Regions from separate parts of the Mus musculus genome. Here region 2 is linked to region 1. The links are chromatin loops, found by intact Hi-C in ENCODE. Cell type or tissue: left cerebral cortex. All regions are shown on one strand.

Evidence for each region. Hi-C counts contacts between places; a loop is a spot of excess contacts. Peaks named below come from ENCODE experiments on the same cell type or tissue, not always from the same donor. Only the 100,000 strongest peaks of a DNase experiment are listed, where the experiment ranks them.
Region 2: it touches region 1 in a loop (2.8-fold over the local background); 2 of 42 quality-filtered maps call a loop at or near these places.

Annotation. Positions count from the first base shown.
Region 1 is chr4:102,238,577-102,241,076 of GRCm38, reverse strand. It overlaps a transcript of Pde4b not described here. Among named protein-coding and RNA genes, the nearest start is that of Pde4b, 15 kb to the left of the region's middle. In left cerebral cortex, no CTCF peak of the experiment used is centred here; DNase peaks (open chromatin) are centred at 138 and 1,265; H3K27ac peaks cover 2,090 bases.
Region 2 is chr4:102,423,256-102,425,755 of GRCm38, reverse strand. The region is part of intron 1 of Pde4b (phosphodiesterase 4B, cAMP specific); the gene reads right to left. Among named protein-coding and RNA genes, the nearest start is that of Gm52669, 77 kb to the right of the region's middle. In left cerebral cortex, no CTCF peak of the experiment used is centred here; DNase peaks (open chromatin) are centred at 120 and 1,448; H3K27ac peaks cover 623 bases.

The sequences.
Region 1 (2,500 bases):
AATAGAGCATAGTCAAAGGAGAAAATGAAAAAACGTCAGCCCCTCCCCCATTTATAAAGAGCGATTTATATTCCCAGTCACAGCCTCTGATTACAGTTGTAGATTCCAGCCGATTCTTTACAGCTAAGAAAATGTGTCTCTTAAGGCAGAGATCCAAATTTCTGAATCGTGACAGCAACAGCTGAACACTAAAGATAGACAGTCAAAACACCATTTTCTGTACATTTTCAGTTGTTAAAAAGCAGTTACAGTACATTATGTCTGAGATATATTGTTTTAACCCTGCAAGGCTCTGCTAAGAGAATATTTATGACAGAAAATACTTTCTTTATGCTTTCATTGGATAGATATTGCTCTAAAAATAGTCTTGGCTTTTCCTTTTTGGTGTGACATTTCCAAGTGGTGTGTTTGTGTCTGCCTGAGTGTGCACATACACGTATATGTGTGTGTGTGTTTAAGTATTTTATGTATATGTAATCATTAAGAGTAGGCTTTCATTTTAAATAAATGAGATCTCATTGTAAATACACAAGACCCATCACTCATCAAATGGCATTCCCAGCCCCTCCCTTGCCAGAACTTTCTTTAGATATTTCTAAGGTTCCTTTTCTTAGTTCCTTCACGAACCTGCTCAAATCTTATCCTCAGAGAGGCTGCATCAATCCCCTTACAAAGCAGCACCTTTGCCCTCCTTCCCACTCTCTTAGCTCTGTTCTAAGGTTTCTTACCGTTCCTGGAATTATCACTGCCTGACAACCCACTCGCATAAATATCCTGTAAGGACAGAAATCTTCACTGTTTTGCTTGCCACATTGACCCTCAGTCCCGTATCAGTGCTGAGCATATGGTAGGTACTCAATAAACGTCTGTTTAATAATGAAAATCACATAGTTAAACTGCAAAAGTATTCACTCTGGTCTCCCAGGAAGCACCATCTGCCCCATTGTCAGCCGCTTCTACCAAGTACTTAGGCAATTTTATTTTTATAACCATTGAGAAAAGATGCTGAAAGACATCATCAGAAGGACCAGCCACAGGCAGGAGCCTTGACTTAAATTCACAACTCCTTAAGGTCCTTGAACCATGATGGCCGAGGTTCCATTAAATCCCGACCCTCCATAAACAGAGATACTGCACACTTCGCTGTTCCTTAGTGCGAATGCTTCTTGTGAGATGGAAGACAGAGCGAACGTGAACTTATAACCTTCCCAGTAGAGTAGCTGCACCACCACCCAGCAGGCTTTGCTTTCAGATGGCACAATGGTAACACTGTGTGCTGAGCAGTGATTCACTGAGAAACCGGAGCCCTGCCAAAGGCAGGCAGGCAATCTGCACAGAAGCCTCCATACTGACATAGCTTTCTTTTGATTTCAAAATGAGAGCAAAAGTTTGGGGAAAGGTAAATGCCCAAGTGACACATACCCCTCAGGCAAAAGACTCACTACCTACGAATTTTTTATTATGGGTTTTTATACTGAAGTTCCCCCCAAAAGGGCTTCATTTCAGTAAATTAATCAAATTTTATTTGAATTTAATTTTTACCTATTGTACACAGATGATAAAGATAATAATACAGATGAAGATGATGAGAAAAACTATGGAAACAGTCCACACACAATTACATTATCAGATGGCAAAAAAATATGTAATAACAATGTTTAATGGAATTGTGAAAAATGCCTCCTAAAATCCCAGCTGGATAAAAAGGGAATGAGATGCCAAGGTGCAAGACCCGTACATCTGTATAGAAATCTAAGTGATTCGGTATTCAAAACACTGAGCCTGTTGTCAAGGAGACTATGGGAAGCACAGTAATTCTCTTCATAATTCTAAGCTATCATTTACACTGTCCAAAAACACAGCATTATAATTAAGAGCTCTTTTGCCATAGATAACATTATATTTTCTAAAGAGAAATCCTAATGTTTTTGTTAAGATTCCTAAGCAAGAAACCACAGCAGTCTATAAAGACTCTGCATGTAAAAACACTTCTGTGAAGGCAAACTAAACCCTGACAAACTGAAGCACAATCAAGAAAGAGCATGGCCTTAATGAATGATTTATCTAGAGTCTGTGCCTTGAAATCAGACCCAAGCCACCTTCCCCATCACCCTGGGCCCATAAGCTTTCTGTTTCTCAGTTTCTTGGCTATAGACATAAATGTTCGTATCAAGTACTCTACAGAGTAATTTATGTAAATGAACCAATTATAATTTAAATTTTAAATTGCACTTCATTTTCAGCTGCAATCTGGAACATATATTTGGGTAGTATACTGTTTGCAAGATCTACAGTGTTATAGATATAATCACATTCATTTTTAAGTATTATGCGTAAAGAAAGACATTTCGGCAACATGGCTGTATTTGGGTGTCTATTTGTCAACTTTCCCAAACTTAAATACTTTTTTTACCTCCAGGATTAAAGCTTTTTAGGAGAGGGATAAATACCTAAATTTCATGAAGATTTGAATATGAAAATAGTTATTCAGAGAGTGAGA
Region 2 (2,500 bases), 180 kb before region 1:
TCTTCAGGGAGTTAATCTCATAAGGTTTGTTTTTCTGTCCCCAATTCAAAACAAGTGCATTTATACTTCTTTCTTCTGCCTGGCCCCAATGCTTCACAACACTCAGCTCCAGGCAGAGCAGAATGATAGATGGTTGACGTAAGTGCGAGTTCCACTTAAGTAGGCTCTGGGAAATTCCGTTAAACAGCAAAAGAAGAAAATACAAATGTAGCTGTTCAAGCACTGTGTGCACTTTCATTTGTCATGGAAGCAGGATTGTAGACACTTCTTACTGCTTCTTTTGTGGATGGCTAATGTCTTAGGGAGGAGGATGCTATCTACAGCCCCAAAAGGAATCATCTTGGGCATCTACAAACAAATTAGCTCTTAGTTGAAATGAATTTTTATTTTGTCTGTACCTGCCAGGGCCTTTCAGCAAAAGATAGGGCATTCAGATTATATGAATATTCAGAATGCACTGGCTTTTCTCTTCATCACAGGATCCTCGTTTCAGGTTTGTTCCTCTCCTGGTGCTGAGGCTGTTAGAGCAAAGGGTTATTTCTGAGCTACAGAACAGCTACACTTTACAACAGAACTATACACAGAATTATAACCTAATGGTCACCAGAATTGGCTTCTGCACGGTTTGACCATTAGGTTCTGCTTAGAGTTGAGCAGTGGCAAATACATTTTGTCAGGTTCCATGGATTTTCTCTTAGTTTAGAGAATAAATATTTACTCATTTCTGGTAATGTCAACAAATTAGTAACTTAGTTCGTATGTGGATGTCTACGGTACTCAGTTAATCTCATCATCTGACCTATTGGATATTGTAAATGTAGGTGGAACCTACTTTAAGAAGTAGCACAAGACAAAGGAGTTGACTATGAAATTAACAAATGGGGTGCACTGCACGTGACTCCTATTATTGAAGAATTCCTTCTGAGATCTCTTTAAAGTCTCGTTCGTGTTGAGTATTAGAATGATTGTTTACATAGAATTAATTGATGTGCGTATAAGTGAAAAAGGAAAAGTGCAGTTTCATTTGTCATCTGAAGTTGTTATTAGTTGTAGTTCAATAGAAAAAACACATAGATAGGCTAACTTTAAAAACTATGTAAATCCAATAGGTTCAACTGGGATAAATTCACTCAACTCTTAAGCGACTATATAAAAAGAGACCAGTCACTAAGTGTAGAAAGTTTACAAAATTTCTTATGTAGGTTTCTAAACCTTCCACTGTCAAAATTTGAAAATATTTTCCCACTTTTAATTCAGCAGTAAAATTGTGATCCCATTTCCAACTTGCCATTGCTATACCTCAAAGATTACAGAGAAAGGCAAGCAGACTCTTGTGGGCTTAGCAGCACATGTCTAAATTTTGCCCTGTTAAAATAGAACACAACTCTATTTCTTTGGAAGTACCCCTGGGTTCCATAGAAACCACCCTAAGTAGCCTCCGCCTCCAGGCTGGTGTCTCATTGAGCTGCATCCATTCCTGCCTGAATGCACTTGTGAGCTCCTCATGGCTCTCAGAACTAAACTGAAGCTGTTGTGAAGTTCAGCCAGCTTGGTCTGCCTTTTTGTTGTTGTCTCCAGCAATCCCTGTCTACTTGTGGCTTGGGACAGCAGGACGGCAGTATTCCTTACACCCCCGACCCTAAACTCCTGAGTAAATCTGGCTCTACTATATTGTGACTGGAAGACCTGTCTGGCAATTTTCTGTTTACCTATAGCTTACTTATCCATCAATATTCTAGTCATGAGTCAGTTCTTTTATGACCCTATTGGACTGGGGCACATCTGTGATGCGAAGGCAAAGCATGCATACATGCATCACTGTTGTAGCAGTAATATAGGAATCCATTTATTTTTTGATTCATCCTCTCTGCTAGCTAAACAACTTTCATTTCCAGAAACCCAATACAGTATCTGATAAATAACAAGTGCTCAACAAACATGTATTGGAAAGAAGAGTAAATCAAACCATTTTGTGAGATAAATGAAAAATTTCAAAAGTTGAATTGTATAGTACATTATAGCTAAAAAGATAGGTATGTTCAACAATGTTAACCAACTTTCAGATAACTTAACCTAGACAAAACAGGGATCACTAATCTACACTGAGGTCCTTGGACCAAATTATGCACTAAGTACATCTCATTTAAATGCCACCGGCAGACACATCATACCCACATTATTTCTTTATTAGATATTTTCTCCCAAATTATTTTTTGTTTTTAATGTGAACTTGCATTTGGAGTGCTTCATTTGTGCCAGGACATGCACTGGCTCTTCTTATCAGTCCTCAGGCTTCACAAGACTTTAAGGCAAGGCCTGGGAGCTCATTTATAGCCAAGAAAACTGGAGTCCTCCCCCACCCAAGCTGGCAAGTGGGGAGCTTGACTTTCCGGCTTTATGGGTCAGGTTCATCTTGCCTCATTGGAATGGGATCCCACTCCTTGAACTGCGACTCCCATTCACCTTCCAAAAGCACTTCATCCCCAAAGAGGATTTGTGA